4 separate regions of the Homo sapiens genome follow, and regions 2, 3 and 4 are each linked to region 1. Evidence: chromatin contacts called from ENCODE Hi-C or POLR2A ChIA-PET data. All regions are on one chromosome and are shown on one strand. The core of a region is the stretch at or near the end of the contact, and the rest is flanking DNA. Distances in the headings are between cores, read along the strand shown. Region 1 overlaps MICAL3 (microtubule associated monooxygenase, calponin and LIM domain containing 3). Region 2 overlaps ATP6V1E1 (ATPase H+ transporting V1 subunit E1). Region 3 overlaps MICAL3 (microtubule associated monooxygenase, calponin and LIM domain containing 3). Region 4 overlaps MICAL3 (microtubule associated monooxygenase, calponin and LIM domain containing 3).

Region 1 (7,383 bases), core at 3,938-6,437:
TGTGGACGGCAGGTAAGAGTTAGCAGGGTTAGTCACGGCCACACCCCCCACATGCCTTTCAACGACAATCTTATCACCACAACAGACTTCAAATCAGACAAACTTAAAACACGCACACTCAGCAAGACACGAGGTAGAGAGGTTTGCTTTCAGTGGTTGTTTGGAAAGGGGCCCGAGGGCACTGGTGTAGATCAGTCTTTGTAAGGACAGTATTCCTTGACTCTCCCATCCAAATCGCTGCACGCAGGCGGGAGGCTCCTCACCTGCATGCCTGCCCCTCTATCTGATGGATCTGAGACTTAAAGCCCCAGCCACGAAGGGCCAGCCAATGCTGCAGCCCTGAAGGACCCAGACCTGGAGGCTCTCTGGCTTTACTCTGCACCCTGGTCCTCCCCATAGACAGTCAAAGGGATACTGTACCTTTAGAAACTGCCACAGACTCATGACATTTTGTAACAGGACTATTGAGGGTCAGAGAGAAAGAAAGAGAGAGAGGTAGGTGGGTTCTGGCTCTGTGTTTGACTAGTGTTGCTACACCCCCTCCGAGGCAGTGGGGATGGGGTTGGCGAGGTTACGTTACCTTCCTGGACACAGCAAGGGCAGAAGGAGAGAGGTCTACGTCGTGGAGTCCCGCCACTGGGCTCAACTTCAAAAGGGACCAAGCAAGGAAGAGGAGGAGACGGAGAAAGACAAAAAAGGAAGAGGAGGAGAGGAGCAGGAATTTGGAAGTGGAGAGGGACAGGGAGAAGGTGGAATAAAAACAAGCAGAGGACAAAAAGCATAAAAAGTGAGAAAGGAACAACAGGAGGAAAAGAAAATAATACAAGAAATGGAGAAGCAGAAACAAGGGAAACAAAGTCTACAAATGAATTAAGTCCTTTTTTCAGCACGGAACTGAACGAGAGCAGATCCAGCTCTGGCAGCATCACAGAGGGGGCGGGGGGCCAGAGCCACAGTGTGGATTCCTCCAAGAGGGATGATGTGTTCCCTACACAATGATGGCAGCACTCGGGCCACAGGGCCCTCCTGCCTCTACTCCTTATCAGGAGGGCAGTGGCATCTGGGTTGTCATACCGGGGCCTTTGGGGCCTTGGGCCCCCTCCTCAAAGCCCCTGGATAGGTCTGCCTGGCTCTGAGACAGACTGCATTCAATAAGTGGCCAACATGGCTTCCAGGCTTGCAGGTGACAACCTGGGGTCACCTCCCAGACCCACGTGGAATCCTCTAAGATGTCACCACAGGTATGTGCCTGAGGCAAAGCTGGCCTTGACAAGTGCAGGGCAAGGAGGGGCCTCTGAGTCTGTGGGGGCAGCACGCCATCCGGTGACGGGCCTCCAGGACGCTCACACCTGCGCTCCTTCAAATTCTGAGCCAGGACAATTTTGGGGAAATGTACAAACACAGAGGTGACTTCCACCCGTCCGTGTCACTGTCCCCTCTCTCCCCCAGGAACAGGGAGAGCCAACCACCCCCTTTCCTTCTGGCCCTTCTATGGCTGTGCAGGGACCCCATGCTGCAGCTGGGGGCTGTCACACTCTGGATTGTGAGACCAAAGGGGTGAGCTGACAGGACACGCCAAAACTTACAGGAACGATGCTGGGAGGAGTGCTGACGGGGCATCGAGAGACAGTGTGCAGAGAGACATCTCTAGATCTGGGGTCTGATGGCTACTCAAGGACGAGGGAGAGGAGTTTGGCAAGGGACCATCACAGAACCACAGAGCACACACAGGGACAACAGAGCCCAGGAAGACACGGGGCCTCGGCCCGCGGGGAGGGCAGTGTGTGGTTTACAGAGAGAACAGGGTTGAAGAAATGGCCTTGTTTTACTCAACAGAAGGCCAACAAGACAAAGAGCTGGCTGAGAGGCCGCTCAGCGGTGCAGCTGCATGAATACAGGTGTTTTCTGTCTTTGAACCCTTCCAGCGTGGCGTACCTTGGGCACACTGAATCTGCTATTGGGTACAACTTCAAAACCAAAGCCAGGGACAGTGTGCATGCGTGTGAAATGCTGAGTGTACCCAATGTGCTAAGCACACACGGCACAGCCGGCCGAATGCATGGGTACGAGGGAGGATTTCTTTCCTCAACAATACACTCTGCCTTACAGCCGACCTACAGTCAACCTCGGCTTCAAAGTGTAGTCTGTCTTCAGGCTTGGAACACCTGGATGAATCCCATCAAATACGTCAGTGAACAGTCCCTGCCACCTCCTGGGACTGGTGTCACAGGTGAATAGGCCATGCTGTGGAGCGGAACAGCGCCCATGTGATACACAACCAAACACATCCAAAAGGAAGAGGCAGGCGCCTGCACGGGTAATAATTACAACACGTGTTTCTGCTTTCTGGACAGCACAAAATACAGCTTTCAGCTGTTTTTATGTAGGCCACATCCTCATACGCCCTTCCCAACACAGAGAACAATATAACAGAATACTGGGAACAGAATTAGGAAATGAAATTAGAAAAAGGGAGCATCAGGTAAAGCAAGCATTTAAAGAAGCCAAAAAGGCTTTCTCCTAGCAAGAGGCAGAAGCGCGTGTGAGCGGCCGGCGAGTCCGAGCTGCGCTGCGGGGCCGCTACCTTCGGACTTCCCTGTACGCTCCACACTTCCACAACGGGCGAGGCTACTTTTATAATCAGAAAAAATGCCCAATCAATACAATTTTCAAAAGAAGAAGTGGAAGGGAAAAACCAATCCAACAAGGGGAGTTCCACCTGACTGGAACCTGACTGAGCATGCATGGGGCGGGGGTGGGGGGTTTATAGTAAATGCTTTGCCTTTTAGGGGGATGTAAGAAATAGAAGACTTGGTTCACTGGTTCTAAGAACAAAGATGCTGTCAAGCTTCTGGCAAATGGAAGTTTTTTGGTTTTTCTCAACATCAGGGTAACGGGTTTCCATCTGTTGCTAACAGGTGCTATAATTTACCACTTCTCAAAGCACTCCTGCGTGCCCTGGGCGCTGGCCACCCCTCCTGAGCTCCCGAGCAGTGAGCGGGTCCTGGTCAGAGGACCCCTCCTCCCTGGAGCACTCTGCTGCGTCTCCAACACTCGGGGGCACATCTGCTCCATCTTTCCCTCTGAAGCAGCACTTCCTTTGGACGTGTGACCCAGGGGTGGCTCTTTAGTGCCACTCGCTTGACACCTGGCGGGCAGGCAGTGCCTGTCACCAAATTTCAAAAAGCAACAGTACACCACCAGGGAGTGAGGCCTGTCCAGAGCAGCGCATGAGATGGGCACGGATGGCACTCTCCGGCTTCAGGGCGCCCTCGCATGCACCACCCACGTGATCCTCACACCGGCCAGGTGTGGCTGCCAGGATGGGCAAATTCAAATGAGGGTTCTGAGGCTCAACGGAGTTAAGTGTGGCAGAGCCTGGAAAAGAAGCCAAATCTTCTTGCCCACTCTGAACTCAGAGCTTTCCCTCTTCAACACAGGCTCCAGGCAAATGTAACAAATGCTGGCGTCTCAGGCAGCTCAAGGAAGAGCAGTCCCACAGACCCTGATCAGAATGTCACACCTGGAAGGGAGGCCCGATGTCCCTTCCTGCCTCGTCTTCTGAAGAGGCCCTGAGAGGGTAAGTAGAGTCTGTTTTGTCTGTGCCTGGGGAGACAGTGAAGGCAGGACCTGAATCCAGGCCTGGCCTTCCTAAGTCGGGGTACCCCCTACACTACCACCTGGCCCTTGGCGCACCCGAGCACCTCACTCCAGGCCCTGCCTCTCATGGGCCCAAGACCCAGTGTGGGGTAGAATGGCCAACAGTGTGGGGGAAAGAGTGGCCAGCTGTAGGGCAGGTCCCCTTCTCTGTACTTGTACTTCTATATTCCCACCTTCTCTCCAACCAAGACTCTTCACCTTGGCACACTGCATCAAGAAGACACCCGGGCAGCTGGAAAAACAAGCAAGCAGATGAGCCCACACACTGAACCTAGATGGTCATCTGGAAGGCAGGCAGGGCCTACCTTAGTCCTTCTGGTACTCGAAATCCAAGAGCCATAGCCCTGAGACTGGGGAGCAGAGGCTTGAGTGCCTTGCTCACAAGGATTAGTGAGGATGCGGTCAGAAAGCTCGGAGGTACGGGGGCTCACACCTGTGATCCCAGCACTTTGGGAGGTGAGGGTGAGATGACTGCTGAACCCAGGAGTTCGAGACCAGCCTGGGCAATGCAGTGAGACCCCGTCTCTACAACAATTAGCTGGGTGTGGTAGTGTGAGTATCTATAGTCCCAGCTACTCAGGAGGCTACGGTGGGAGGGCTGCTTGAGCCCGGGAGGTCAAGGCTGCAGAGAGCCGTGACTGCACCACTGCACTCCAGCCTGGGTGAGTGAGACCCTATCTCTAAAAAATAAATAAATAAGTAATAATAGCCCAGAGGGGCCAAGACAAAGGCCCAACTCTGTTCATAGCCCGACAACCACCAGTGACAATCTGTGTGGCGGTGGGTGCTGGCTTGATGCTCTGCATTTCCGACTCAATCATTCAATTCTGCCTGGTTCTATTTGACCCACTGGCTTCTACATGGATGCTGATATCAAAAACAGCAATATCATACATGAATCATGGCCTGTGGTAAGGATGATGCGGGAGACTACTAATTTATGCCAGAAATGTTTACTGAGCACCCCAAACGCACCGGCCACCAACGCTAACCACGTGGCAGCCAGCAGAGGACGCAGAGGTGGGCACAGCCACAGCGGGCAGGCACGTCGGCGGGCCGTCCTCCAGGCCTGCTGGACAACTGGCCCCGGGGACCTGCCTCATCTTGGTATCCACCTCTGCCCACTAGACAGGCTCCCAGCTCCCCCTGGTTGGACAAAGGCACCATCACCACAGAGCTGGGGAGGTCCCTAAAGCAGTGTCCAGCAGACCAAAAGAGGGCCAATGAGGGAGACTTCTAGAGCCCAGAGGCCCCAGCCTGGAATGCTGCATTTCCCCAGGGAACACGGGTTAGGTCCTGGAGTGTCACCAGACTAGTACCACACACAGAGGTGTAATGAGGAAAATGGGCTTTTTATGAGCCGAGCCACCATTTACAACTCTATTTCCACGTGAAAATACAGAATCCCAAATAATCAGCTTGCAAGCGTTTTAGAATACCAGACTTTCAAGAGGTGGAGGCTGGCCCCACACCCTCCCTTCTGATATGCTGTTGTGTGTTTCACGCACACAGAAACTCTGTAGAGCCCCAAGGTTAACGTCTTCCCCTTTCAGCCACACTTTTGGAACATCCTGCGTAGATAGAGATCATTTTTGGTTTTCAGTTCCCTTTGGTCTCTGAGGATCACGCTCCAAGGCGTCAGGGACAGGAAAGAGGCTCGCTTATTCTCAGGCATATTTTGAGGCTCCACTTTCCTGCCTCTCTGGGCAGCCACGTGCAGCCCTTAGCTTACCAGGGTGGACTCTCTGGACTCTCATTTCTCACACTTGTTTTGGCGGTGATGCCACTATATTTACTGCTAACTATAGTACCACTATAAATAATAACATAAATATTATAATGATAAATAGTGTTGGAGCAATGCCTTTTTTTTTTTTTTTTTTGAGACAGAGTCTCCCTCTGTCACCCAGGCTGGAGTGCAGTGGCGCGATCTCGGCTCACTGCAAGCTCCGCCTCCCGGGTTCACGTCATTCTCCTGCCTCAGCCTCCTGAGTAGCTGGGACTACAGGCGCCCGCCACCACACCCGGCTAATTTTTTGTATTTTTAGTAGAGATGGGGTTTCACCATGTTAGCCAGGATGGTCTCGATCTCCTGACCTTGTGATCTGCCCGCCTCGGCCTCCCAAAGTGCTGGGATTACAGGTGGGAGCCACCGTGCCCGGCCAGAGCAATGCCTTTTTATTGAACTCCTGTCGGAGACACCAAAGAGCTTTTGTCACCTTTTCCTGGGAAACACAAGGGGAATTACCTGTCATGGCTATGCCCAACTGACTGGATTAAACTTTCAGAAAGCAGCCAAGTGCGGTGGCTCACACCTGTAATCCTAGCATTTGGGATGCCGAGACAGGTGGATCACTTGAGGTCTGGAGTTCAAGACCAGGCTGGCCAACATGGTGAAACCCCGTCTCTACTAAAAACACAAAATTAGCTGGGTGTGGTGGCGCACGCCTGTAGTCCCAGCTACTCAGGAGGCTGAGGCAGGAGAATTGCTTGAACCCGGGAGGTGGGGGTTGCAGTGAGTGGAGATGGCGCCACTGGGTGGGTTCCAGCCCGGGTGACAGAGCCAGACCCTGTCTCAAAAACTTTCACAAAGCAAAGTGCTCAGGGCTGGAATTCCTTGGCGGCTCAGGTTTACGGAGTGGGGCCACCGTAGATTTTCCACTCTGCCTTGCTCAGGTTATGCAGCCTGGGAAGTGTGAGGGAAGACTGACCAAATGTGTTGCTGACTAAGAAGGCACTCGGCTATTCTGAGTCCCCAACCCAGGAAGCCTATTTGGTGGGCACCACCAATGCCATGCTCCTGGCCTGGGGCAGCCTTGGCACTGCAAGGCTGAGGTCCAGTCTAAAACCTCGGGCGATGACAAACACCATGGCCCTGACAGGGGTCCCAGCTGGCTGGTGTGCAATACTGCAGACATGCAAGCAGCTGTCATGACAGGGTGAGGCTGGTCCGGCAGGCCCAGTCTAGCATACACATAGTGGGGCTGGGAGACACCTGGTGCTACACAGACTTAATGCAGAGATAAAGCTCCAGGTTGGGAGGAAAAGTGAAGGCAAAAAACCAAACAAATGCATGTAAGAATTACAATCTAAAACACACAAACACACACACACACGCGCGCTGGGAAACCTCACTCTAAAACACACACACACACACACACACACACACACACACGCGTTGGGAAACCTCGCAGGTTCCAAAGTTCCTAAGCAAAGCAGAACCAAGCTGATGGTGGACTGGTCAGGCAAACCAAGAACCTATCAACATGAAACTCAGAGAAGCAGAGAGAACAGGAAGACGGCTGCTCAGAAGGGCAGGGGCTGGCGTCCCTGCACCTCCATCTCACAACAGCAAGAGGCCACCTCCAGTCCTTCATGTTACATTTCTAAACCTTTTGTGTTCTTTAAATTTCCTTTGAGACATATAAATCAAGAGATGAGGTCCCCGAAAACTAGAAATTATGTGTGTGTATTTTCAATCAGTTTTAGAAGAAATGTGGTTTTCTTCTAGATTTCCAGTCATCTGTCTGTTCTAGTGCAATAAAGCAGGCTGGGCCGGCCTGTTCAGGGTCCCAGGGCAGAAGAAAGAAGGGGAGTGGCCACCTGGGGACCCTTCCTCTCTGGTCCAAGGGTTGTTTTGAGTCTTTTTAATGATTTCTTTGGAAATCACAAAGTCCAGCTATGTGAGGAAGGGAAATCTTCATTCTTTATACTCTGTGGCTG
Region 2 (7,383 bases), core at 1,498-3,997, 200 kb before region 1:
CCAGGGGACCCCCAGAGGGTTAACGGGTCCAGGTGCTGACAGCTGTCACCATCAAGTGCCACGGGGATTGGGAAAATACTTCTTTTCTAGGTGCCTCAGTAAGAATTTGACTCTGTCAAAACCTAAATTTGTAGTGCCTTACACTAGAAATCACATTAAATCCGCATAACTCTTTTAATAAATAAAGCATATTCATGGCTTAGATTTTAAATCACATTTACAGATGAGGGAAAACTTCTAGGCCTAAACAGGTAACAGTAAAGCGACTACTGCTGGAAGGAGTGGTGTGCCACATGCGCCTTAAGCCTCAAGAGTGGGGACTGCAGGGCCAAACACCAAATACATCACCTTTAGGCCAGACGGAGAGTGGAGACCCAGGAAGCCCATGCAACCACCATCTGCCCCCTCCCCTAGTGCTGCAGAACCGGCTGGACACTGTCACACTTTCAGAAGAACTGGAGGTGGGTCCTGATCATATTACATGAAGCTTTCCACCATTGTGAACAATTAGGCAAGGCATGAGTGACAGAGGGGCATCGCTGATAAATACAGAGCAATACTGGGGCAGTGAAGAGGAAGCTACAGAGACATTCGTGTTTCTTCAAATATCAGAAGCTTCCACATCACAGCAGGAGAGCTGACGACGAGCTCCACCTCCTGAAGGCTTAGTCCAAAAACTTCCTGTTGGCATTTGCACCAAACAAGGCTCCCCGGACTTCTGGCATCATCTGTGGAGAGAAAGTGTAATAAATACGCAATGTCAGCTGAAGAAGTTGTAGAGCGCTGCACATCTTTTTTTTTTTTTTTTTTTTGAGACGGAGTCTCGCTCTGTCGCCCAGGCTGGAGTGCAGTGGCGCATCTCCGCTCATTGCAAGCTCACGCCATTCTCCTGCCTCAGCCTCCCAAGTAGATGGGACTACAGGTGCTTGCCACCATGCCTGGCTAATTTTTTTGTATTTTTAGTAGAGACGGGGTTTCACCATGTTAGCCGGGATGGTCTCGATCTCCTGACCTCGTGATCCACCCGCCTCGGCCTCCCACAGTGCTGGGATTACAGGCGTGAGCCACCAAGCCTGGCCAGAGTGCTGCACATCTTAACCACAGGTGGAAAGCCATGAACCTCTATGTGGCTGGGAAGGACTCACAAAGCCACGCACATCAAAGCCACCCTCTCCTTCCCTGAAGCAAGTAACACATTCCTTGGTGAGAAACTTAACTCATCCCAAATCTGGGGTTCAGACTGCTTACAAAAGGGACACATTAAAAAAAAACAAAACAAAAAAAAACCTAAAGTCACTACTATCTCAGACTTAACTCATCATAATCATCTCACCACAATATGCTGGGTCACCTACACTCTTTCTTCAACAAACATTTACTGAGTGCCTACTATGGCCACAGCAGCTGCAAAGAACACTTCCAATGCCAGCTTAGGCTGGAAGCACTTGCTACAGCCACTGATGAATCCTTAGGAGAACTTAACCCTGGACTTCCAAGGCTCGGCTGTCCAACAGGGCAGTCCTAGCTACAGATGGTTATTGTGTGCTGAGAAACTGAATTTTTCGGTTTAATTAAATATCCGTAAGTGAGTAGTGGCTATGATACTGGATGGGACAGTGGCTACTAGGAAACAATGTTCTGAGGTTTAAGTTACCAGAATATGAAAAAATCAAGGTGAAAGTGCTTTAGTTATAAGACAAGTATCTGCATAAACAGTAAACTGCATATCTAGGTCAGGGAATAACTAGGTTGGCAGCCACAGCAATAGACTCCCACTAGAAGTCTAGAAGATGCCCAGCATTTTAGAACAAATGGAATTTTCCTGGCTTGTTTCCTAGAGTTCCTGTGTACAAATCTGGAAACATCTGAAAAGCCAGCAGCTTTATGATAATTCCTTTAAATAAGTATTTGTGTCTGAGCACGGTGGCTCACACCTGTAATCCCAGCACTTTGGGAGGCCAAGGCGGGTGGATCACCTGAGGTCAGGAATTTGATAACAGCCTGGCCAACATGGTGAAACCCCGTCTCTACTAAAAATACAAAATTAGCCGGGTGTGGTGGCAGGTGCCTGTAATCCCAGCTACTCGGGAGGCTGAAGCAGGAGAATCGCTTGAACCTGGGAGGTGGAAGTTGCAGTGAGCCAAGACTGCACTCCAGCCTGCGCAAAAAAGAGTGAAACTCCATCTCAAAAAAGCAAAACAAAACAAAAAAACACAAGTATTTGCTTTAGTTCCCATCACTCCTGTTAGAGAAAGAACTTGTCAGCACCTTACATGTAGTAAAATGTACATATTCGAATCCTAGGTCAACAAAACACTTGTTCTGACCCCAAATTCACCCTCATGTAAATGTTACCACCTCAGCAAATGCTACTACATGCCCAATTCTCATTCTTTTTGAGAAAATGTCCAAAACTGGAAAGACAGCAACAAATCCCAAATACCAGTGAATGGACACGTGTTCTCTGTCCCACTTCAAAGTAACAGCAGACCAACTACCAAGAAGTACCCCCACACTCACCTGCTGGGCTATGAGATCCAGCCGGCTTTCCAGGGTGTTGGAAACCTTTATTTTACGATCTCCATTATAGATCTCAACTCCACCAGCTCTGCAAAAAAAAAAGCACAGGAAATAATCATTTTCAAAGACTTGAGAAAGATACATGGTACCCTTTACTCCCGCAGAGGAATGCCCTTGTCTTGGTGTGTAGACTGCGCAACCTAAGCAACAGGCTTGAAAGGAACTGAAAAAGCTTCTGAAGATGTAACGCACAGTTGGTTTCAGGAAACCCCAGTCCCCGCCTAGATGTCCATTATATGAAACAGCGTAGTATTTGCATACAACCATCACACATCCTCCCCTATATTGCAAATCATGTCTACAGCACTTAAAATAGCTAATACGATGTAAATGGTTGTTATACCGTAGTGTTTAGGGAGTGAAAAGAAAAAGTTGGTTGAATTCACAGGTGTGGACCCCAAAGATACAGAGAACTGACTGTATTCATCTCAATAACTGTCATTTACCAAGTGACACTATGTGTCAATTTGTTTTGTTTTTTTTGAGACTCGCTCTGTTGCCCAGGCAGGAGTGCAATGGTGCGATCTTGGCTCACTGCAACCTCTGCCTCCCGAGTTCAAGCAATTCTCCTGCGTCAGCCTCCCCAGTAGCTGGGATTACAGGCACCTGCCATCACGCCTGGCTAATTTTTGTATTGTTGTAGAGACGGGGTTTCACCATGTTGGCCAGGCTGGTCTTGAACTCCTGACCTCAGGTGATCCGCCCACCTCTGCCTCCACAAGTGTTGGGATTACAGGAGTGAGTCACCGCGCCCAGCCTGTGTCAATTTGATTTTATGTTACAAAACCTGTTTTAATTATCACAGCCAGCCCTCCCCAACAAAATGAAAAAGAGAGGATTTCATCTCAGTTTGCAAATCACTCAATCCTCATCTGAATGTTTTCTTAAGCCCAATCCTGCTCATTACTGATGAGGCCCTATCACGACTGCATGTGTGTCTGATAAAAGATGCCACTGCTGGCCGGGCGTGGTAGCTCACCCCTGTAATCCCAGCACTTTGGGAGGCCGAGGTGCTCCCAAACTCAAGTTTGAGGCCAGCCTGGCCAACATGGCGAAAGCCTGTCTCCACTAAAAATACAAAAATTAGCTGGGCATGGTGGGGCGTGCCTGTAGTCCCAGCTACTTGAGAGACTGAGGCAGGAGAATTGCTTGAACCCAGGAGGCAGAGGTTGCAGCAAGCCGAGATCACACCACTGCACTCCAGCTTGGGTGACAGAAAGAGACCCTTACTCAAAATACAACAACAACAACAAAAAAAGAGGCTGGGTGCGGTGGCTCACGCCTGTAATCCCAGCTCTTTGAGAGGCCGAGGTGGGCAGATCACGACATCAGGAGATTGAGACAATCCTGGCTAACAAGGTGAAACCCCGTCTCTACTAAAAATACAAAAAAAATTAGCGAGGCATGGTGGCGGGTGCCTGTAGTCCCAGCTAATCGGGAGGCTAAGGCAGGAGAATGGTGTGAACCTGGGAGGTGGAGCTTGCAGTGAGCCGAGGTCGTGCCACTGCACTCCAGCCTGGGTGAGAGTGAGACTCTGTCTCAAAAAATAAATAAATAAATAAATAAGATAAAAAATGCTATGAGGTTAGTGCTAATACGTCAATTTACAGATAAGGGAATCAGGGCTCACTACTATGGTTTGAGTCTGTTCCCTCAGAAACTAATGGTGAAATTTGATTCTCAATGTGGCAGTGTTGGGAGGTGGAGCATAGTAGGAGGTGTTCAGGGCTCAAGGGCAGATCCCGAGGCAATGAACTGTGGCGAGGGCCTGGATTCTAGCTCCGGCAGGACTCGACTGTGAGCAGAGGGTGGGCTGGTATGATAGGGAGTCTGGTTCCCTAGGCTCTCTGGCCTCCTCTCTCGCCATGTGGTCTCTATGCACACACCCACTCCCCTTCCACCTTCTGCCATGAGTGGAAGCAGCCTGAGGCCCTCACCAGATGCAGCTGTCCAATCTTGAACTTTCCAGCCATGAGAATCATGAACCAAATAAACCTCTTTTCTCCATGAATTACCCAGCCTCGGGTATTCTGTTATAGCAACACTAAATGGACGACACCACTCAATGAAACTGAATAAACGAGTCCAAGATTACCCAGGTAGTAAGTGGCAGAATCAGGAATCTAACCCAACTCTGACAGCATATCTTATGAGTTTATATACTTTTTCCATTTACAGAGCATTTTCACATGTACTATCTCATCTTTTTTTCTTCACTGCATGAAACAAAAAAGCAAAAAGCAATGATCCTATTTTACATATGATGAATTCAGTCTCCAGGTCCCATAGTAGCAAAAGGCCAAGATAGGACTCAAATCTAGGTCTTACATTCCTAAGTGTGATAATCAGCTAACTTCAAAATGTGTCCAAGGCACCAGGCATGGTGGCTCACGCCTGTAATCCCAGCACTTTGGGAGGCCGAGCGGGCAGATCACGAGGTCAGGAGATCGAGACCATCCTGGCTAACACAGTGAAACCCCATCTCTACTAAAAATACAAAAAAATTAGCTGGGCGTGGTGGCAGGCGCCTGTAGTCCCAGCTACTCAGGAGGCTAAGGCAGGAAAATCGCTTGAACCTGGGAGGCAGAGGTTGCAGTGAGCCAAGATCATGCCACTGTACTCCAGCCTGGGTGACAGAGTGAGACTGCCTGTCTTAAAAAAAAAAAAAAAGTGTCCAAGGTACTTTCTTCAATGTTAGTCAGTAGTGTGGCTAGGTGGCCTCAGACAGGCCAGTGAAATCGAGAAAATGACACTGGCTCTCCCCTTGTCAGGAGTTTCTACTGCCTACCCCAGCTACACAAAGCTTGTTAGGAACACTGATCCCAGAAATGTTCTGTCATTTCCTCACAGTCATAAAAATACCACTCATACTTGCAATTCTATCTCTAAGGAACCTAACTACCAGGCATACACAATTCTTGTTTTGATAACTATTACTTAGAAGAAGGGAGTATCTACCTCAGCATCCAATACAGAGATCTGGTCCTAGCTTTCATTCTGGGGGCCACCTCCCCGCAGAAGGAAAGCAGTGACCATAAACCAGACTTTTTTTTTTCTGAGATGCAGTCTTGCTCTGTCGCCATACTGGAGTCCAGTGAGTGGCGTGTTCTTGGCTCGCTACAACCTCCACCTCCTGGATTCAAGCAATTCTCCTGCCTCAGCCTCCTGGGTAGCTGGGACTACAGGCGTGCGCCACCACGCTCAGCTAATTTTTGTATTTTTAGTAGAGACAGGACTGGACTATGAGCAGAGGGTGGACTGGTATGATAGGGAGTCTAGCTCCCTAGGCCATGTTGGTAAGGATGGTCTCGATCTCTTGACCTTGTGATCCACCTGCCTCAGCCTCCCAAAGTGTTGGGATTACAGGCGTGAGCCACCGCACCTGGCCAAACTAGACTTTTAGAGTATATTTAGCCAGCCAACAAGGGAGAGCAAGAGAGCACTGCGAGAACAACAGGAACGGCTGCAAGTAGAATACACCACAGCTCTAGCCTTGTGTCTAAGAGTGCGTTTAAATGGTGAAAATACCATTTAAAAAAGGCCTGGTATAAAGGCCACTCTCCCAGGGAGAGAAGGTAGCTGTTAGCAGCAGGAATACTCCTTACATGTCTTCAGGCAGGTAGGACTCCTGGTCAATTTGGACATCAACATCGTTTTTGGTGGCAATTTTGTACATAGGAATTGCCTTCTGCACTGCAGCCTGGAAGTATAGAACACAATGAGAGGTGTCACTAGGAACTATGAAGCAAGTATCCAAAAACTCAACAGACTATACAAGCAAGGATACCTCCATTTATCCCAGGTAAAAGAACAGAGGCACCGCTGGTGGGAATGTAAAACGGCACGGCCACTGAGGAGAAATGACAGTCTGCACACAGGAGGGAAGAGATGCGAATGGTTTCTGTCAAGATTTAACAGGGCTTGGCAGGTGATTAAACACACCAGAGGCAGTTATTACATTTGAAACATGGATCAGCAGGAGGAAGATACATTATTCCCCCAGCTGAGAGTGTTAGAAGCTGGGGGTAGGTAAGGAGAGAAGGGAGGGAAGAGAAGTTTGGCTGCTGGCATGAGCTTCAACTGGCAGTTGCAGATGAGGGGGAGACAGCAGGCACCAGAAACAGCAGTGCCATGCCATACCCATAAGGATGGTTCTTATCAAAGTAACAGTATAATAGGTCCTCAAAAAATGAAGTACACAATTACCACATGATCCAGCAATTCTACTTCTGGGTATACAGACAAACGGATAGAAAGCAGGACAGATATCCGTATACCCATGTTTGCAGCAGCATTATTCACAACAGCCAAAAGGTGGGAGTAACCCAAGTGTCCAGTGACAGATGAACGGATAAACACAACGTGGGGCATCCATACCGTGGAATATTATTCAGCCTTACAAAGGAAGGCCATTCTGACCCACCCTACAGGGACCTTGAAGGCATTATGCTAAGTGAAATGAAACAGTCACAAAAAGACAAATACTGAATGTTTCCACTTATATGAGGTGAATGGGGGAGAAGAGAAGAGAAGAGAAATAATGGAGAGTTAGTGTTTAATGAGCACAAAGTTTCAGTACGGGAAAATGGAAAAGTTCTGAAGATGGATGGTGGTGATGGCTGCACAATATTGTAAATGTACTTAATGGCACAATGTATGGTTAAAATGGTATGTGTATTTTACCACCATTAAAAAAAAAAAAGAAAGGCAGGGCACGGTGGCTCGCACCTGTAATCCCAACACTTTGGGAGGCTGAGACAGGCAGGTCACAAGGTCAGGAGTTTGAGACCAGCCTGGCCAACA
Region 3 (6,410 bases), core at 1,832-4,331, 200 kb after region 1:
AGGAGCAGGGCAGCCCTCAGCACTCTCTGGATTCCCAAGGCACAGCCCCCAGGTTCCTGAACACACAGTGTCTTAAGTGCCCCCCGGGAAGCCCCCCTGCGCCCACACTCTCCTCCCAGTGCTTCAGAATTACCTCCTGACTCTGCCCCCTGAGAAGCAGGCCAGGAATATTTCAAGGAATATGCCAACTAACCTCAATGCACCTCTCCTGGCACTTCAGAGAGAGAACTCAAGAGTGAAGAGAGGGAAATATGGAGGAGGGGTCTGAAGACAGGAAGCGGTGACCCCCCAGGACGGAGGTAACCCCGTGGAATATGCCCAAGTCAGTTGCCCTCAACTGGTCTGTGACACCACAAGTCCAAAACCCAATGCCTTCATCTAAATCCTGACGCCACCACTTGTTTTAGCCCTCTGTGCCCCACTTCCTAGTGTGAAAAGCAGGGATCATAACAGCACCCCGTCTGTCCGCTGTGGTGAGGACTGAGCGCGTTAAGACACGTGGGCACTCAGGACAGTGTGGCATGGCCAACAGTCTCTAAGCATCTCTGATGCTGCCATCGCTGCTGTGCTCATCAGCGCCAGGTGCTGCTCTCCCACCCCTGTCCCTGTCCCATCACAGCCTGACAATTCTCAGCCACAACAAGGAGCTTTGTTGGTGGAGGAGGGAGGAATATGGCTAGAACCTCTGTAAGCTGACTTTCTGTGGGCTGGGGACAGTCCACGCTAAAGGGTAGCTGCCATTCCCCTGGGGGCTCCAGGTGCCAGGAGTGAGCACTCTGCATCTTCCCCCTGACCAAGCTGCTCCTCCTCTCTTGGCTTCCAACACTGGCACTGGCCTCCCGGGACCCATGCTACCTCCAGACTTCAACTGGCAACAGAAAAGAGACAGAGGGCTGGGTGCAGTGGGGTGCCTGTAATCCCAGCACTTTGCAGGGATCACCTGAGCCCAGCAGTTCAAGACCAGACTGGGCAACACAGAGAGAGCTTGTCTCTCCACAAAATTTAAAAATTAGTCGGGTGTGGTGGTGTGGGCCTGTAGTCCCAGCTACTCAGGAGGCTGAGGTTGGGGGATGGCCTGGCCCAGGAGGTCAAGGCTGCAGTGAGCCGAGATCATGCCACTCCAGCTGGGGCCACTCCAGCCGGGGCCACAGAGTAAGACTCTGTCTCAAAAAAAAAAAAGAAAAAAAAAGAAGCATGGGCAGGAGAGAAGAGAAGCCTGGGACCCACTAAGGTTTATTTCGCCTTTACACAGGAAAAGTCAATAAAAGCCACTAGTTAACCACAAGGCTGTGCTGTCCATCCCTCTCCTGCCAGAGTTAACCAGACCGAATCTCCTGCCAGAGTTAACCAGACTGAATCCTTCAACAGATATACAATTCAACAGACACCTGCAGACGTGCCTAATGCAGGAAGACTCCTCACTAGATTCCCTCACACATAACACACATGCACTCTGAGCTGGGCGCTAGAGAGACACGGCCTAACAGAACACGAAAAAGATACTGTTGTCCTTGCCAAGGTCCTCACTACTTAGCAGAAGCTCTTGCCCTTCCGCTTCCACCTTTCATCAAGGTATAAGCCAACAGTCTCACTTCTTCTCTCTTCTTTAATCTGATTTCTGTCCTCCCTTTTTCTTTTAAGAGACAGGGTCTCACTCTGTCACCCAGACTGGAATGCAGTGGTGTGATTATAGCTCACTGCAGCCTCAAACTCCTGGCCTCAAGTGATCCTCCCACCTCAGCCTTCTGAGCAGCTGCGACTATAGGTGTACACCACCATGCCCGGCTAATTTTTAAAATTTTTGTAGAGACAGGGTCTCACTATGTTGCGCAGGCTGGTCTCAAACTCCTGGCCTCAAGCAATACTCCTACCTTGGCCCAGCCTCTCAAAGTGCTGGGATTACAGACGTGAGACATTGCACCCAGCCTTTTCTTTAATTTTTTTTTTTTTTTTTTTTTTTTTTTTTGGGACAGTAGGGTCTTGCTCTATCACCAAGGCTGGAATGCAGTGGTGCGATCTCCGCTCACTGCAGCCTTGGCCTCCCAGGCTCAAATGATCCACCTACCTCATCCTCCTGAGTAGCTGGGAATACAAGTGTGCAACACCCACACCTGGCTATTTTTTGTATTTTTTTTGTAGAGACAGAGTTTCACCATGTTGGCCAGGCTGGTCTGGAACTCCTCACCTCAGGTGATCTGCCCACCTCGGCCTCTCAAAGGGCTGGGATTACAGGCATGACCCACCACACCTGGCCTCTTTTCTTTTTTAAAACTGCGGCAATCATCTCTCCTCTGTTGAACTCACCAATGAGAAAAAGTCAATGGGGCCAGGCATGGTGGCTCACACCTGTAATCCCAGCACTTTGAGAGGCTGAGGCAGGCAAATTGTTCGAGCCCAGGAGCTCTAGACCAGCCTGGACAATGTGGCAAAACCCCATCTCTACAAAAAATTTTAAAAATTAGCCAGGCTTGGTGGTGCACGCCTGTAGTCTCAACTACTCAGGCAGTCAAGGTTGCAGTGAACCATGATCGCACCACTGCACTCCAGCCTAGGTGGCAGAGTGAGATGCTGTCTCAATTTAAAAAAAAAAAAAAAAAAAAAAAGGCTGGGCACAGTGGCTCACACCTGTAATCCCAACACTTTGGGAGGCCGAGGCCAGTGGATCACAAGGTCAGGAGATCGAGACCATCCTGGCTAACACGGTGAAACCTTGTCTCTACTAAAAAAAAAATACAGAAAATTAGCCGGGCATGGTGGCAGGTGCCTGTAGTCCCAGCTACTCGGGAGGCTGAGGCAGGAGAATGGTGTGAACCCGGGAGGCGGAGCTTGCAGTGAGCCGAGGTCGTGCCACTGCACTCCAGCCTGGCCCACAGAGCAAGACTCCATCTCAGAAAAAAAAAAAAAAATGCAATCAACTGCAAGGCTTGGGGTGACAGTTTCCTGGTCATTCTTCCCAGTTTTTTTGTGTCTTTATAGCTAGAGATGACTAAAGCCCACCTCCAAGAAAACAGCAAGTCACGTACAACTGAAGCCCATGGGGGCAGGATGCTGTTCTCTCCACCGGGGCAATCCAAGCACCTGAGTGTCTGACACCACCCATCACCCAGGGGATCCGAGCTGAATTCTAAAGACTGGAACCAAAGATGACAGAGTGCGTGGCTGGAGAGAGGGGGAAGTCCACAGAGTTTAGGTAAATTTCTGAACCACATCCCCACCACGCCCACAATGTACTGCATTGAAGTACACCGGAAGCTAAAGACCAAAAAGGAATCAGATTTTCAGCTCTGCCACCTAAAGCAGAAACTGAGGGCCTTATTCACCGCACAGACTTTAGCCCAAGTGCCATGCCTCCAGTTTCACAGTTTCACCAGCAGCTCAAGCAAAATGGCCTGGACACTAAAGATGGCCTCTGGGTCAGAGTATCACTCATTTCCTCTGTCCACAAACCACTTTGATTCTCTTTGATTCTCTCTGTCCCTCATCTCCCCATCTAGTCTTTTTTTTTTTTTTTTTTTTTTTGAGACAGAGTCTTGCTCTGTCACCCAGGCTGGAGTGCTGGAGTGCAGTGGTGTGATCTCAGCTCACTGCAACCTCGGCCTCCTGAGCGCAGGCAATCCTCCCACCTCAGCCTCCAGAGTAGCTGGGACCACAGGTACACACCACCACGCCCAGCTAATTTTTGTACTTTTTGTAGAGATGGGGTTTAGCTATGTTGCCCAGTCTGCTCTCAAACTACTGGGCTCAAGCAATCTGCCCACCTCAACCTCCCAAAGTGTTGGTATTACAGGCATGAGCCACTGCGCCCGGCCCATCTGGTCTTATTAAATACTTCATTCTCTGCAAATGCAGACGTTTTCTCAGCTCTGATTATTTTTTCTAAAGTAATGACCCCCCACCTGGCTAGATGAATGCTTCTAGCAAAGGAAAAGACCAGAATGTGAAAATTGTACTGCAATAGAACATAAAGCCCGTCCAACCCCACCTCCCATCAGACCTGGGGTGGTGGCAGCAGCAGGCGTCAGGGCTCTCAGGCCTGCCCATTAGTCATCCCTAAGGCCCGTTAGCACACGGGTTAGGAGGAGCACACACTCTGGAATCAGAAAGCCCAGGATTGAACCCAGCCCTGCTTTCAGTCAAGGCTTTGTCACTCACTATCACTCCCTTGACCTAGGACCTCACAAAACCTTGTCATCCGTAAAACTGGGGATGATAAGTTCTACCTTGAATGTTGTTGTGAGGAATAAATGAGGTAATGTCTATGCAGCACCTAGCACAGATTCCTGCAGATAAACACTCAATAAATGTTAACTATCATCCACTACCTAGTCATCAGAAAAGCACAATGATCTGGTATCTTTAAGTCCTTCCGCTTCCAAAAAAAAAAAAGAAAAGAAAAAAGAAAAAGATGTGTGGATTTTTTCCCCCTAAAGGTCTCAGTGAAGTGAAACTTAAGAAGGAAAACCTGGGCCGGGTGTGGTGGCTTACGCCTGTAATCTCAGCACTTTGGAAGGCCAAGGAGGGTGAATCACCTGAGGTCAGGAGTTCGAGACCAGCCTGACCAACACGGTGAAACCCTGTCTCTACTAAAAAATACAAAAAATTAGCAGGGCGTGGTGGCAGGTGCCTGTAGTCCCAGCTACTTGAGAGGCTGAGGCAGAAGAATCGCTCGAACCCAGGAGGCAGAGTGCATGAGCCAAGACTGCGCCATTGCACTCCAGACTGGGCGCGACAGAGCAAGAGACTCCGTCTCAAAAAAAGAAGAAGAAGAAGAACCCAATTCAAATCCCAGTTCAGGGACCAACTCATTTGCAACTTAAAGCAAATCATGTTACCTCCATTTCTTTGCCTATAAAATGGGAATAATAGACTCTATTAAACTTTAACGACTTCAGAGACAATTAAGAATCAATGAGATAACAGGTCATGAAAAAGCTTTCACTTCCTCAAGTAAAAAGCAACTAAGTAGTAAATCCAGAGCATAATAATAATAATAATTATTATTATTATTATTTTTTTTTTGAGATGAAGTCTCGCTCTGTATCCCAGGCTGGAGAGCAGTGGCGTGATCTTGGCTCACTGCAACCTCCACCTCCCAATTCCCGGTTAAGCAATTCTCCTGCCTCAGCCTCCCCAGTAGCTGGGATTACAGGCGCGCACCACCACGCCCAGCTGGTATTTTTAGTACAAACAGGGTTTCACCACGTTGGCCAGGCTGGTCTTGAACTCCTGACCTCGTGATCCGCCCGCCTGGCCTCCCAAAGTGCTGGGATTACAGGTGTGAGCCACCGCGCCGGGCCCAGAGCATAATTATTATTAAAATGCCAGGCCCCATAATATTATGGAACATAAATAAGCCAATGATGGCTCTTATTTTTTCTAGAACATTAGATTTGATGCCCTTTTCGTCTGTTCACATGGAACCTGCTACAAGACGGAGAAGGCAAATGGCTGCTCCTAGCAGATCCCAGTTCAGAGGCACGGCCCAGCAAAGCTAGCACTCTGCCAATGGTCAGGCTTCGACCATCTGGGCCACTTCCCAGAAGCCAGTGCCAGGAGAAATTAGGTAATTCATCTGGTTCCACCTGGACATGTGAAACCAACGACAACCAAAATCCTCACCTGCAGGACTACTCGACAGATGCAGGAAAGGGTCCCCTTTGACCCTCTGCTCTTCTGTACTGAATGGTGTACCACTCTTCCAGGGCATGTGCCATCCTTCCTTTAAAGGGCAACACATGATCCAGGAAGAAGAGCTCAATTTTTCCTTATTTTTACTTCTAGGACCAAGACGTGAGTTTCATTTTTAATCTACCACAGAAATGTCTGGAGAGCTGGAAGTTTGAGTGGGAGGAGGAATGGGGGGGACCTCATTACCCTAATTTAAAAACGGAGCATGCAACCAAAACTGCATCCAATATCATCATCCCCAGGTCTCTCAAACCCAAGGAAGAGAGGAAAAATTTACTTTTATGTTTATTGAACATCTGCTACGTGCCAAGGACTGTGCTAAGTTCTTCACGTACATTATTTCCAAAGCCCATTTTCTCTTCCACACCTAGTAACACCATGGAATAACCACCACGGAACAGGATCATCCCAGGTGGGGGTTTGGGGGGAGGAATTACAATATGCAGTCAAGTTTAAGACGTTTCAAATGTTAGCGCTGTAAACACAAATAAACAGCCTTGACTGAGGAACCAGGTCTGAGTTCTAAAGTATCCTTTACAGGAGGAACACACAAACCATGTCTTTCCTATAATTATGAAATTAACTCAAGCTGTTGAATACACTATAAAAGAGATTTAAAACTTCTAAACCTGGAGCACAAGAAAAACTCACTATAAGACTTGAACAATCTGGGGCTGGATTTCTGACCTGAGAAGTACATCTGGCAATCAAATATGGAATGA
Region 4 (7,383 bases), core at 3,411-5,910, 170 kb after region 1:
GGCTGTGGCTCCCTGCCCCAGCATGGCTAGCTCACTCCCATTCCTACAGTAGCTTCCGCATCTCTTCATGGGTGCTGTTCTCACTACACTGTTGCTACGGGCTCCGTGCTAGGCAGTGAGCTCACTGGGGGTCAGCGATTCATGTCCTCTTCCCCTGTGTGTATGTAGGCCTCTGTGTACATGCGTGTGCATGTGTCCTGAAGCCTGGTCCTAGGACATAATGGATGCAGAATAAATGAAGTCAGCAAATATTTACTGTTCACTCTATGTGCCAGGCACTGAAGGCAGAAGAGTGAACAAAACAAAAATTCCTGTCCTCATGGAGCTTCGTTCTAGTGAGGGGACAGGTACCACACATGCGAACCCAGCATATGGGAAGGAAACATGCACCCTGGAACACCCCGCCCAGGAGTGTGTGTGGGAAGGAGACTCCAGGAGCTCTGCGAACTGTTCTGGAACTGGACCTGTTCAGGATTGGCAAGGGGCTCCGGGAACAGATCCTGTGGGTGTGAGACTGTGTCCCCGTCCGCTTAGGGAAGGACCATGGGGGTGAGAGGGTGGGGGGAAGGAGGCAGATTTGGAAACAGACACCCGCCCCGGGGTCAGATTTGACCCAGGGGGGCCCGCAAAGTGGGGAAGGAGGAGAGGAAGCACTAAGCTGTGCCAGGGAGATTCTGAGGCGAGCAGGAGCAGAGCAAGGACCGAAGGAGCCAGCACGGGGTCACTGGGAGTCCTCCAGGCATGGAAAGAGCACGAGCTCAGCAGGAGGTGCTGGGTCATGAGGTGAGCAGGGCAACGAGACGGTGCGGGACCTGGTAGGCCACCTGGCAGCTTTGGCATTGACTGGGGTGCGAGGGGAACCACTGCAGGAGTCTGAGCAGGGAAGAATGACATCGCTACCGTGTGTTACCAGGGGCTCCTGGTTGCCAGCTGCCAGCACACCTAGGGACACCAGGGTGGGCATAGGGAAGCCAATCTGGAAGTGCCTGCAAAAATCCAGAGGATGGCTGGCGGTGGCCTGGCCTAGGAGTCAGTGTAGGTTGTAATGAGAAGCCAAACATGAAGGCAGGGCTCACAGGACCTGCTAATGGCTAAAACATGAGGTGTGAGAACCAGAAAGAAATGCAAAGATTTCTGGTCTGAGAACTGAAGAGATAATGAAAAAGAAGCTAACAAAAGCACAAACATAAATCTCCTTCCCGCTGGGTCCTACTAGAGGCAGCAGAAAGGATTGAATAACCCGCGGCCATTCTCACTGGGGGAGCGTCAGCCCCGGGCAACAGACACCTAGTGGAGGCCCCTTCCCCCTCAGATCTGACCAGGAGGGCATCAGTCTCCAAATCTGCCTCCTTCCCCCCACCCTCTCACCCCCATGGTCCTTCCCTAAGCGAAGGGGCACATAGTCTCACACCCATGGGATCTGCTCCCAGAGCCCCTTGCCAAGCCTGAACAGGTCCAGAACAGCTTTGCAGAGCTCCTGGAGTCCCCTTCCCACACACACTCCTGGGTGCCACTTCAGGAAGCAATCATATCTCCAACATGGCAGGAGGTGGCCCAGACTTGGGGTGTGGGTGGGAGAACAAGGCCTGCACCCCTAACCGACTCTGGGGCTGGGCCTGCCCTTAGCCATTCTAGAGTTAGCGCCCCTTCCAAGGCAGGCCCACCCCACCCCAACCCTGCTGCTGCCACCAGTGCCACGGCCTGCCTGCCTCCAGTTGCTCCTCTTCACCACCACCTCACCTTCCAATGGGCAAGTGGCGGGGCTGTGCAGTATCACAAGATCAGCCTTTGAAAATATCTGTTTGGGGTTTCCTTTCCTAGGCAAATCCATACAACCTATTCCCTAAACATTCAAACTAAGACAGACTATAGGACTTACAGAAAAATGGGTTCAAAATGAGGCAAAGATAGGAAAGTGCTTCTTACAGATAATTTTCAAGGCCAGTGACTGGAGAGAGGGGTAGGTCTGTCAATCGAGTGCTTGCTGACTGCACATATCACATGGCGTGTGACGACTGCTGGGAGAGGAAAGCGAGACATCATTCCAACCCTCCAGAAGCTAAAGATCCTGGAACTCAAGGGGAAAACTAACGTAAGTGCGAAAGCGAACAAGCAAACATGTCCTCAACTGGGCAGGCAGGCTGTCGGGGTACAGAGCTGGGATCTGGGAAGGAACAGAGAGGGCCGCTCAGGGAGAGGAAGCACAGTGCCACCGGAGGCACGCACTCAGCAGGCACTCGCAGGCTGGGCAGAGGTAGAGAAGCAGCGCTGCACAGGCAGGCAGCTGACCCAGGGCTCTTAGAGCCGGGCAGGAGAGCTGGTGTGGGACCTGGGAGGAGGACAGGAGCCTTCAAAGCAGCACCGCCTGATTGCAGCCAGGAGGGTAGCATCAAGGAAGATGGAACTGCGGCCAGGCCACATCCAGGGGTGCTCGAGCACAAGAAAAAAGGGGATGGGTTAGAACTGCAGCAGTGGGAACCAGAATTTAAAAAGGGAAAATTATTCGACAAATTTGGAGCACTAACTATGGCAGGTGTAGTTTTAGGTGCTAGGAATAAGCAATTTCCAAGGACCCTTTGAACAGAAATGAAGCAAATGAGCTACACAGGGCGGCATAAAAACCAGCTGCTGGTGTTACTCCCTTCTTATCTGTATCCTGTGAAAGGGCAGGAAGGTGACAAACACTTGTTTTTCTGTAGGTGCCCAGGTTGGTTTTGAACTCCTGGCCTCAAGGGATCCTCCTGCCTTAGCCTCAGGAGCACACCACCATGCCCAGCTAAATTTTTTTTTAAAAAATTTTAGAGACAGGGTCTCACTATGTTGCCCAGGCAGTCACGAACTCCTACCTTCAAGCAATCTTCCTGCCTCAGCCTCCCAAAGTGCTGAGATTAGAGGTGTGAGCCACCACACCTAGCCAGCGAGAAACACTTCTATTCCAATCAATAATTTAACTTCAGCTACAACCTTCCTAGACACAGATTTACTTACTTATTTTTGAAACGGGTCTCACTCTGTCGCCCAGACTGTAGTGCAGTGGGGTGATCTCAGCTCGCTGCACCCGCCGCCTCCCAGGCTCAAGTGGTCCTCCCACCTCAGCCTCCCAAGTAGCTGGGACTACAGGCATGTGTCATCACGCCTGGCTAATTTCTGTATTTTTGTAGAGACAGGGTTTCAACATGTTGCCCAAGCTGGACACAGGATGTTTAAAGGAAGACTGTTAGGGACACCCATGGCGTGAGATGAAATGACAGCCATCTCCATTCTTTAATGACAATGATTTTGCTCCCCTTGCCTTCACATAAATGCGGGCTAAGGACCTGACAGTCCCTATCTCCCAAGCACTGACGCAGGAGAGCTGTGAACACGTGATGGGCCTCCGTCGCCGGTTCCTTACCCTGCCACGGCCAAGCGCCATCCTGCCTCCATGCAACCCCAAGGAGAGGAGGGCAGTGAGCATCTCTGACACCCCTTGGCACTGAGGTGAGACTCTTCCTGTGAGCCCGCACCCCATCAACGTGCTCCATAAGCCATAGGAGTCACCACAAACTTCGCAAGTGGATAATAGTCAGGCCTCACTGAAGACACAGCTACCCATGCTGATCCAGCCAGGAGGGTCGCTTCTGTGTCTCCTCCTACTCCACACCCACATGAATCCCACAGGCCGATCATTGCCTTGCAAGGTAAGATGCCCTGGTGCAGACAAGGAGCCGCTTTACCCATCAGGCTACCAGCTGAGGGTCAAATAGGCACAAGGTCGTGGGGACATATTTTAAGGACGTGGTCCCTACTCTTGCTGCATTTATAATACACAGTACAATCTGAGACCCTCGCAAATTTTGTAACACAATGGCAATAACAACCATTATTGGTTACCAACTAATTGGTACCATTAAGGTAATAACAGAGAGACTTCCTTCTGGGCCTTCCCCAAAGGCAGACAAAGGTTGGTTTGCTTCCTAATCTCAGTCTCCAGGACATTACAAACAAAGGATTCAAAATGGTGTTACTACTGGAGCTGGAATTCCGTGTTCTAACAAGAATGAAGAAAAGAGCCAATCAAGACCCAAAAAATCTGCCTCTCCTCAGCTCAAGAGGAAGAAGGCCAGCCTGCTGTTGCCCTCTGTCCCTGCATTCCACAGCACCAGGCTCTTCCCTCACATCCCTCTCCTCACATTCTTACCTTATATGATTGAGGCCAAATATGCAAAGCCCCGTCTCCCAGCCATGTACACAGTAGCTGCTGGCTGAGGACACTGCTGCCAACGCCACAGGCCCCAGCGAACAGCCCTGACTCTTATGTGATGATCTGCTTTTGGGTCCTGTCACTATCTGCGCACACAGCACACGTCCACATGTATCACTGACCAACCCTAACAGGGCAAGGGTGGGGATGTCAGAGATTAGCTCCACAGGACTTGGACCCTACGTGAAGATTAAAAATTTAAAATCAAACTCGGGCATTTCTGCCATCTGTAACCCACCTCCACACTAGAACCCTCTGACAGAAAGTTTCTGTGAGTAGGGAAATCTGGTCCACAAATAAGCTGTCCCTTTAAAGATCTGCAGCAACTTAAAACCAGCTGGTTTCTGGTACAAGCCAGTCCTCAGAAAGTAACTCTCACTTCAACTACAGAGGATAAGGTCCAATGATTTTGAGTTTTGTTTTAAAAAACAAAGCAAAACAAAAACCCCGAATTGCTCAGCTGGGACACTGGCTGGTTCAGGAGGGCTGGGGGTTTTCAGAAGCAGCAGCCGCATGGCACTGCTGACCGTAAGCGCACTGCTAAACTGAAGCGCGGTGGAGGTCTGGGAAAAGGGGAAAGCAAACACTCCAAAACAGAAACGCCATCGCTGAAAGGGCACAGAGCAGGTGCGGGCCTGCCCCCAGGTGTCTCCCACTCCCTGCGGTAGGAAGTCCTCTGACAGAGGGAGGAAACTGGGCCAAAGGAAATCCATGCATCCGCTGCTCTCCTTTCCCTCCTTCCCCTTCTATTTAAAAAGAAGAGAGTTTGAGACCAGCCTGGGCAACACAGTGAGACCCCGTCTCCAAAAAAAAAAAAAAAAAAAAGGAAGGGAACTATTTCTGTGCCTGAGAATGGCTGTGCTTGCGAGAGTCCTTCTGTATCAGAAAGCAATGACTTTTTACAGGATTGCAATAATACCCGGAACCCCTAAAAGACCCTGGAACTGGCACAAGGGTGCCTATAATTTCAATGCTTAAGAGAGGTCCTGAAGGCATGTCACTAACACAATGATTAGAGACCATTTCTTACCACACATCAGAGAGTCTTCATGCTTTGGTCTCCTACCTTAGAGAAAGCACTGACTCCATTCATCCCAAGGACTGAAATAATGGTGCTGATGAAGATGAGGCCCCCAGGAATAACTGCAGCTATAGTGTATTCATCACTTACTACTGATATACTGATTGTCACTGTGAGTTAAGTATTTAATACAGCGATCAGCCTCATGTGATAGACAAGAAAAAGGAGACAGAGAGGCTACGTAACTTGCCCCAAGTCACACAGTAAGAGCTGACACCTGATCCCAGGAAGCCTGGAACCGTGAACACTAAGTAGCCTCTCTACTGATATCTGCTATCATCTTAATCCAGAAACCACCCTGTAAGTAGTTATAATTATCTGCAAGTTACAGATAAGGGGGAAAATAGAATTAAGAAAGGTCAGATCACTTGTCCAACTAGTAAGCTATAAAGCCAGGAGTCAAAAATCCAGGTCTCCAACCTCCACATTCTATGCCTTTTCACTACACTGCACTCGAGGGTGGTCTGACCAACCACCACGGGACCAACCACCGTGGGACTTCCATGTAGACAGCTGTTCCCAGGACCAGAAGAAATAATACTGGGCCACAGGGCACACAGGCAATGAAGAGTCAACACACATGAACTAGAGAGGAGTCGGAGGTAACTCCATGCCATGCAGGATCTGCCATCTGCTGCCAGCTTCATCATTCTCAGACAGAACCCTCATCCTGCCACATCCTGCTTGACAACCACACACGTTTCCTTATCATCCACTGCTTCATGCCTCCCATCGAATTTCCAGTCCCTGACTCTGGCCACCCAGCTTCATCCCACTTTCCCTGAGATAACTGCCCTCCAAAGTGGCCCCACAGCCTGTGGGCACATTCCACTCCCTCGGGCCTGGGTGTGGTTCCCCACACCTGAGCGCTCCTCCTCCCCTCTCCAGCCTTATTCCAGAACCCCGCAGAAGACCTGCCTTCTTCACAAAGCCTCCATCTCTTCTCGTCCTTTCTGAGCCCCTCCACCTCCTCACTCCTCTGCAGTTCCAAACAATTCAATCCTTATTCATATCCAGACAGTACTGTTTGCATTGTTTCTGTTTCTCCAATGGAAAATTCCTCAGGGGAAGAACCATGACCAATCCTCAGGAGATGAGGGTAGCAGAGGGCTTCAGAGCACAGGCTTGGGAGTTGGACTGAGATTAATCCTGACTCTGCCACACACTTGGCTGTCCAATTCCTAGTTAACTCCCCTGCCAATGGTGATAAAGACAGTACCAACTGTCTAGGGTATTTCTAGGAAGTAAACGACAGAATGCATTTCTAAAGCATCTTCCATGATACCTGGCAAAAATGGTCCATGAGTAATTATTTCAATGATTATGTATCTGCCCCCAGTGTAGCCTGAGCCTTGCTAAATGTGCAGCTGGAACTCAGGAAGCAGCTGCAATTAATTGACAGAAAATTATTGGAGGTTAGGGTTATCTGTAAGAACTAGACAAAGGAAGAAAAGTAAGAGGGAATTCAAGAAAGTGAAATAGCAGATGGGAATGGGTAGTGGAACAGGGGAAATAGGATCCAAGGACTAAGTCAAATCTGTAAGTACTTCCTGGGCACCCATGTGTGCACACACTCCATGGGACTGATCAAGGGTAGGTGAGACAGAGGTTCCATGGACAAGGGCCACCATCCAGCTAAGCAGTCAACCAACACGTGCTGAAAGAACAGAACACCTGTGGCACAGATGCAAATGAACAGGATGGCCAGCATCCCTGGTCTATCCTGGCATAACTACTCGTTTTCACCATCAGTGATTTTGTTATCTTTATGTGATAGAGGCTATTCCATACAACCTATTGGCTGAAAATAATGCCTAACAATAAAAAAGCTACTAAGAATTCAACATTTTCCCATGCATTTGTATTCTGTTCATCACAACGGCATCTACATACCCTGCAAAAAAAAGTAGAACACATATATTTAAGGCATTTACTCAAGCGACAATATTTGATGAATCTGCCCTATGGATTCACAGTCTTGGCCACTGGGCAGTGTACATGCAAACACACACACACACACACACACACACACACCCACACACACCCACTCATGCCTACA

What was found. A loop is a pair of places that touch in the nucleus more often than their neighbours do. ChIA-PET counts read pairs that join two places held with the same protein, here RNA polymerase II (POLR2A). Pooled maps may share reads with other maps.
Region 2: a loop to region 1 is called in a map with no recorded cell type, with 12 times the contacts of the local background. The contact joins two enhancer-like sites. A Hi-C loop is called at or near these places in 9 of 37 single-sample maps with no recorded cell type and 5 of 50 pooled maps. POLR2A ChIA-PET finds 5 or more read pairs at or near these places in 1 of 52 experiments (activated B cell).
Region 3: a loop to region 1 is called in a map with no recorded cell type, with 6 times the contacts of the local background. The contact joins two enhancer-like sites. A Hi-C loop is called at or near these places in 1 of 168 maps with a recorded cell type or tissue (OCI-LY7), 3 of 37 single-sample maps with no recorded cell type and 8 of 50 pooled maps. POLR2A ChIA-PET finds 5 or more read pairs at or near these places in 3 of 52 experiments (Panc1, activated B cell and activated T-cell).
Region 4: a loop to region 1 is called in a pooled map, with 5 times the contacts of the local background. The contact joins two enhancer-like sites. A Hi-C loop is called at or near these places in 3 of 50 pooled maps. POLR2A ChIA-PET finds 5 or more read pairs at or near these places in 4 of 52 experiments (OCI-LY7, PC-3, WTC11 and 1 more).

The regions. Positions count from the first base shown.
Region 1 is chr22:17,793,149-17,800,531 of GRCh38, forward strand. The region is part of intron 29 of MICAL3 (microtubule associated monooxygenase, calponin and LIM domain containing 3); the gene reads right to left. Among named protein-coding and RNA genes, the nearest start is that of LINC00528, 20 kb to the left of the region's middle. RefSeq lists enhancers at 1,317-1,816, 2,434-2,543, 2,664-2,733, 5,024-5,073, 7,215-7,383. Within about 2 kb of position 5,188, at least 5 of the 41 ENCODE cell types and tissues checked have a DNase peak (open chromatin) inside an H3K27ac peak, as active enhancers do; they include OCI-LY7, where a contact is called at or near this core.
Region 2 is chr22:17,592,009-17,599,391 of GRCh38, forward strand. It overlaps ATP6V1E1 (ATPase H+ transporting V1 subunit E1), which reads right to left. Exons shown (of 9, transcript NM_001696.4): 7 at 6,186-6,280; 8 at 2,521-2,608; 9 at 128-728. The coding sequence ends at 666. Among named protein-coding and RNA genes, the nearest start is that of SLC25A18, 32 kb to the left of the region's middle. Within about 2 kb of position 2,748, at least 4 of the 41 ENCODE cell types and tissues checked have a DNase peak (open chromatin) inside an H3K27ac peak, as active enhancers do.
Region 3 is chr22:17,993,555-17,999,964 of GRCh38, forward strand. The region is part of intron 1 of MICAL3 (microtubule associated monooxygenase, calponin and LIM domain containing 3); the gene reads right to left. Among named protein-coding and RNA genes, the nearest start is that of MIR648, 16 kb to the left of the region's middle. RefSeq lists enhancers at 294-794, 795-1,295, 2,887-3,086. Within about 2 kb of position 3,082, at least 5 of the 41 ENCODE cell types and tissues checked have a DNase peak (open chromatin) inside an H3K27ac peak, as active enhancers do; they include OCI-LY7, where a contact is called at or near this core.
Region 4 is chr22:17,960,136-17,967,518 of GRCh38, forward strand. All of the region lies in intron 1 of MICAL3 (microtubule associated monooxygenase, calponin and LIM domain containing 3), which reads right to left. Among named protein-coding and RNA genes, the nearest start is that of MIR648, 17 kb to the right of the region's middle. RefSeq lists an enhancer at 604-1,320. Within about 2 kb of position 4,661, at least 3 of the 41 ENCODE cell types and tissues checked have a DNase peak (open chromatin) inside an H3K27ac peak, as active enhancers do; they include OCI-LY7, where a contact is called at or near this core.